2 separate regions of the Homo sapiens genome follow, and region 2 is linked to region 1. The links are chromatin loops, found by intact Hi-C in ENCODE. Cell type or tissue: Panc1. All regions are shown on one strand. Links, peaks and the distances in the headings refer to the core of each region. The heading gives the core; the rest is flanking DNA. Region 1 overlaps LOC105370300 (a long non-coding RNA gene). Region 2 has its middle 340 kb from the start of MIR4500.

Region 1 (2,930 bases), core at 259-2,758:
ATGATACCATACATCTGTCTGAGTAACTGAAATGTGCAGTTCCCTTTTTTAAGGTTTTATGACTTATAGATAAAATTTAAATTATGTAATAAATATTGAATATTGAGTTACCTGTCACTTCTTTTATATACCTCTTTGGAAGCTCTTGAACTTATCATTGTCTCGTTCAAGCTGCTGCTAAAGTGATCAAATCACTATGTGTTCCAACTAATTAATGCAAGTGCAACTGAAAGGACCTCACCTCATATCCATACCATGTGAATCTCAGCTACTGCCTTGAGGTATCTATGAATGCACAACTCAGAAGTGCCTGACATGTAACATCTTGGGAGTAAAACACCTACAAATCAGACACTAGAGCTGAAGAATCAAGTCTTTCCCATCAGTTTCCTGGGAGTTTCAGGGATTCTTAGAGGACATTCCTACCACATCTTCCATCAGTTGCCACGGAGCCAGCCCTCTCCATAACCTATTTGCACATTGGCTTTCTATTCCTTGCTCACTCCTCATGTTCCCTTTTGTTTTCTTGGATTACTTTCCTTGACAAAGTGCTAGCTAAAATGACATTGTTTCAGGCCGCACATTATGTGAAACTATTTGAAGAAAATATGACTGTCTTTTTGCATTTTACAGATGTCAATTTAGTCAGCAACATAATTTTAATTTGAATTAAAGACTAAAAAATGAGGCATAAACTATACTGAAGAATTTGTTTTAATTCCCTGAAATTTTTATTTTTTTTTGCCTTTTTCTAAGACAGTCTCTTGCTATAATAAAGAAAAAATGCATGACTAAGAAGCAGTCTCTTAAAGTGTCTTTTGCCTTTAATCAGTATTGTACCAATTATGTTTCTGAGTATATAATTGTCTTTGCTCTCCTGAAAAGGAAAAATAATCAGTTTTCATGAGACAAAAATTGTGTCCCCAAATGTGAAAAAAACAATTTCTTTAAATTTCTCAAATTATAATCATGTAGGTTTCCTTGCAAACCGTAATTACACAGTCTCCCTATAATTTCTTTCAGTACAGATTTAGCTCAAGTCTTCTGTATGATCATTGTATAGCAGTGATACAATAGCATCTCCTCACATAGCTCTGCTGTGGCTAAGATTTCCTGGCTCATATTTGCACAAAAGGCATGGGAAGCCAAGAAGCTGGAAAAACCAAAGATACATAAGAATTCATTTAAAAAAAAGTAACAGTTTTGAAAGCCACATTTGAATTCATTACTTGCAGTTCCTATAAAAATACCTTGCTACTGTGCATACTTTTCTTAGTTCTTGGTGAAAAAATCTTTTATTTATACATCAACTCCTCAAAGCAGCTATGAAAAAAAAGAAAATTATTAACATAACACTTGCTAACATTCCATATTTTCCTTCACTGAGTATATTAATATAATGTTTTAAAGAGGCATATATTCTAAGAAAAACACTAACTTTGCTGAAAAACATTAGTTACTATACTAGAGCAATTTGAAACAATTGTATGTTTCCTGTAAAATTCATATTAAAATATTTTTGCCATTTCTTTTCAGTTCTATGTAACACCAGCAGGTGGCAGGATTAAGGCACAAAAACGGCAAAATCTTTGAGAAATGTAAAAGAAATACATTATGCTTTTTTCAATGTCTTAGGATGGCAGTCATTTTTCTTTTTGTGCATACAGGTTACTAAAATCATTCATGGCTACTAGTCCTTAGCAGACACATCGTTTTCCTTAAACCAGCTGAAGCTGTGCCCTTTTAAGACTCTTCTGATCACAAATCACCATTGTGCTGCAGTAATTTTCAGCTTTTACCATAAAGTGAGTCCAAAGCATATGGTGTGCATAAATTTGGATTATCTTCATACAGACAAAGATTCTTTGCTTGACCAAACTTTAGTCAGCCTCCGGAAACTTTTCCTAAGCCTGCCTGTGCACTTCCTTGCAAAATCCAGCTTTAGCAAAGAACCCTGCTAAATCAGGTTAGCTAGAATCAATCTCCCTCTCCCTGATGTCTAATCGCCCAAAATATTTAATCGGGTTCTTCATTCGCTGTCCTCCAGGAGATGTTTGATCGCCCTGGCCTGCCTTCAGCAGGAATCCTGCTAGGTCAGTGTAGCCAGAATACCTCTAATTCCTGATGTGTCCTATTAGTAATTTTTCATCCACTGACTTCCACCCTGCTCTGTGGCTATAAAGTCCCACCTGCCCACGCTATATTCAGAGTGGAGTCCAATCTCTCTCCCCTACTGCAAAATCCCATTGCTGTGGTTCATATGTACCAATTGTGATGGTTTTGAATAAAGTCTGCCTTACAATACCTTAACAAGTATTGTTGAATAATTATTCTCTCTTTAACAATACTAGATTACAACAAGTATTGGGAAAATTGTTTGGGAAAATTGTTTATATGATGAGGACAAGACTAAAATTAAACTACTTTGCTTTTTAATACTCTAAGAGTTTATAGTGAATCTCTGATAGGACACTTTGCCACAGTTTTGGGGCAAGCCAGATAATGAGGTTATGGATTACAGGCCTTTTAAAAACTGGCTAAAAGGGGCCAGACACAGTGGCTCACGCCTGTAATTCCAGCACTTTGGGAGGCCGAGGCAGGTGGATCACCTGAGGTCAGGAGTTTGAGACCAGACTGGCCAACATGGTGAAACCCCATCTGTAATAAAAATTTAAAAAATTAGCCCGGTGTGGTGGCGGGCACCTGTAATCCCAGCTACTCAGGAGGCTGAGGCAGGAGAATTGCTTGAACCTGGAAGGCAGAGGTTGCAGTGAGCCAAGATCATGCCACTGTACTCCAGCCTGGGCAACAGATCGAGACTCGGTCTCAGGCAGAGGCACTTCTTTTTCCCAGAAATTCTCTCAGATATTCCTACTTCTATTTTCCTTGTCAACAAACGCACACATGCCTTGGTGGTAGAAATGGTTCTT
Region 2 (2,930 bases), core at 197-2,696, 400 kb after region 1:
TGGATTTGATAGTGGGGACATGTCTAGGGGTGGTAAGAAAATGTCGAGTTTTAATTTTGAAGAATATTTTCACTTGACAATTTAAAATTTCTACTTAATTGTTTTCAAACAGTTGTCATGTGCTTAACCATAATTGTATTACGAATATGTTAATGTGCATTTCAATAAAATGTGAAAACACAATGTATTTTTGAAAAAGCAAATGTGGGAATAATCCGAGTTGCTATGGCATACACATGTCCTTTAGTGGGCTGGCTTATGCCACCACGATTAAGGCATCCGGAGAAATAGGTATCAATATTTTCCTTGTGATATACTCACTAATCATTACTTTACTCATCCAACTGATAGCATGTCGTCATTTGCAATACATATATTTTTATGATATTTAAGATTTTCAAATAACACAAATTAAAATTTTATTTTTTCTATATTTTTATCTGTGCTAAAACATTTTGTTTTACTATGAAGATTCAAATTGCTCAGTAAGCAGCTAGTATATTTGGGTTTTGTAACATATTTCTAAACAAATATTTTGTTTCTTCATCCTTTAAAATGTCAGCAAGTCAGGAACATAGTAAGTGATATCGTTATGGTAAAGAGATGTACCTTTATTTGCTTTGGTATTCTTATTCTTTTTCTATACTGATAAATGAATTAAAAAGTCCATGTAAATATTTTGTTTACCATAAAATCAATGTCCCAGTTCATATAAACCTCTAAAAATGAAAAAAAAATGTAGGGAGTTAGTTAAAATTTGTTTAAACTCCAGTGCAATTTTCAAGTATGTATTGTTTCCAATACAATTTAGACATCAATTCATGGATTGGTTTTCAAAAGCTTCATTATGAAAGTATTTCATGTAGTCTTTCATTTTAGGAATGCCTAAGGCATGATTTGTTAGTACTACTTATTTTCATGGTTATATATTCGCATCTACTCTGTGAAGAACAGAAAAAGAATAATGAATACATTTCAGGGAGAAGATCTGTAAAACAGGCTTTACATGTTATTTAAAATGAAGCCCTCTTCTCAAGAGATTGTTTTACCATTTCAAGAAAGAATACATTAAATAGTCAGTCCCATACACCGCCCAAATAAACTAAGTCTAAAACAAAAAATATGTGCATGAAAGAGAAAAATGTTTCCTGCCCCCCCGCCCCTTGCAAAGTATATATGTCTTTCTGTTTTGGCTGTATCTACTGTGACTACACCTGACCACCTTTTTCATTCCTTTAGCTCTATGCAGAGCTGAACACTGGGCAGCAATTTTTAGAATTATGCTGATTGGGATAATCTTCTTCATGATGTGCTGATTTCAAAAGCCTAGTATCCCTGGAGTTGAATTTGGAAAGCTGTAAATCGGTTTCCTAACACTACATTTTGCAATGTGTAAATTAATAACTTGGCATTTCACAGCTGTTTTAAAGGCTGTGCTTTAAAGAATGAAATATCAATCACAAATATACATCTACCCAGAAATGTCAAATCCCACCCAAATGAATACCACTGCAAATTAGCAGCAGGTCACATTGTTCTGCTGTTCTTTCACCTGTGATGCATTTCCTTCTTTTCCAGGTTAAGAGCGCCCCCTGGAGAGGCTTAAAGCTATTTTCTACCCCATATTAAAAGATGGGTGGTGAGCTGCTTTAATAACAGAACATAGTATCCAAATGCTAAGCCTATTTGAAAGAGGCAGTGTGGTATAGTAAAAGAAGAAATTAAACTGGGGTCAAAATACCTGGATTGAATTCCCAAGCCTGTGCTTAGGAGTTATTTGCATTTAGGCCTCTCATGACATCAGTTTTCACATCTTTAAAATTTGCCTCACCTGTTCCACAGGGTTATCTAAAATTGCCTTGCCTACCTCAAGAGGCTTACAAAGTTAACATTGCCTAATAAATATTCAGTATTAGTTTTCAAAATAAGCTTAGAGAATTATAGAGATTATCAATGCTATAAAGATTAATGTTTCTTTCTATATGATATGCTAATGTATGGATGTGTCCCTGGTTCAAGAGGTTACTAGAGGATCATTAATTTGTCTCCCATATGAATAATTAATAAAATAAATTATTATTTAGTGACTGAGTCCATGTGAGTAAATATAGGTCAGAGCTACTTAACTACATTTCATGCCTAAAGGACTTGTATTATCTCTTCACCAATTTTCTAACTATCAAATTCTGTCCCTAATATGCCATTTCTAATTTCCAAGTAGTGATTTACTCTTGGAATTTTAAAAAAATATTTCTGTTCTTTTACTATCTGCATGAAGTATATATTATATTATCTGTTGGGTTGAATTTGTGTCTTCCCAGCTGGACTGTAAAATACTTAAGAATGGGAAGAATGTTTTATTCACTTGCATTCAACACATTGATCTATACACAGAAGGGATTCAATAGAAACATACAGAGTGAGTGAATAAGACATATACTAATTGTGTATTATATTTAATTTCATTCAGTCCTGGAGCCAGCCAGTATTTCCTGGTATCTTTTAAAAAAATTAATATGAAGGATGATATTAAGAAAATATAATCTGCCATTCATTAATGTCCTCATTTCAATGAATTATCCATAATATTTTAAGAACAAATATTTTGTTGGAAAAAGCTATGCATGGAAGCACTATTTTCTGAAGTGAAATTTTATCCAAACCATGTGGGTGGTACTATGGCTGTACCTTTTTTAAGTTTTAATATTTGTTGTTTATGAGTAAAATGAACTTATCAAATGCATATGAAAGGTTCAGAAATATTATAAATGAACTAAATATTCATATTAATCAATTACTTTAATTAGGATCAATTCCACCTATAGAGTTTGACATTACTATTTTAGAAACTATTTTGATTTAATTCTGTGTTGGATTATAAAAAACAAGTTACAAAAAAAAAATAAAAATAAGATCCTCTTTCTTGCGTG

Evidence for each region. A loop is a pair of places that touch in the nucleus more often than their neighbours do. Peaks named below come from ENCODE experiments on the same cell type or tissue, not always from the same donor. Only the 100,000 strongest peaks of a DNase experiment are listed, where the experiment ranks them.
Region 2: it touches region 1 in a loop (14-fold over the local background); 41 of 110 quality-filtered maps call a loop at or near these places.

What each region holds. Positions count from the first base shown.
Region 1 is chr13:86,869,004-86,871,933 of GRCh38, forward strand. All of the region lies in intron 2 of LOC105370300 (a long non-coding RNA gene), which reads left to right. Among named protein-coding and RNA genes, the nearest start is that of LINC00430, 39 kb to the right of the region's middle. In Panc1, for the core only: CTCF peaks have their summits at 1,576 (motif pointing right) and 1,788; a DNase peak (open chromatin) is centred at 1,616; H3K27ac peaks cover 2,312 bases.
Region 2 is chr13:87,272,821-87,275,750 of GRCh38, forward strand. No RefSeq gene overlaps it. Among named protein-coding and RNA genes, the nearest start is that of MIR4500, 340 kb to the right of the region's middle. In Panc1, for the core only: CTCF peaks have their summits at 1,602 (motif pointing left) and 1,808; a DNase peak (open chromatin) is centred at 1,604; H3K27ac peaks cover 1,154 bases.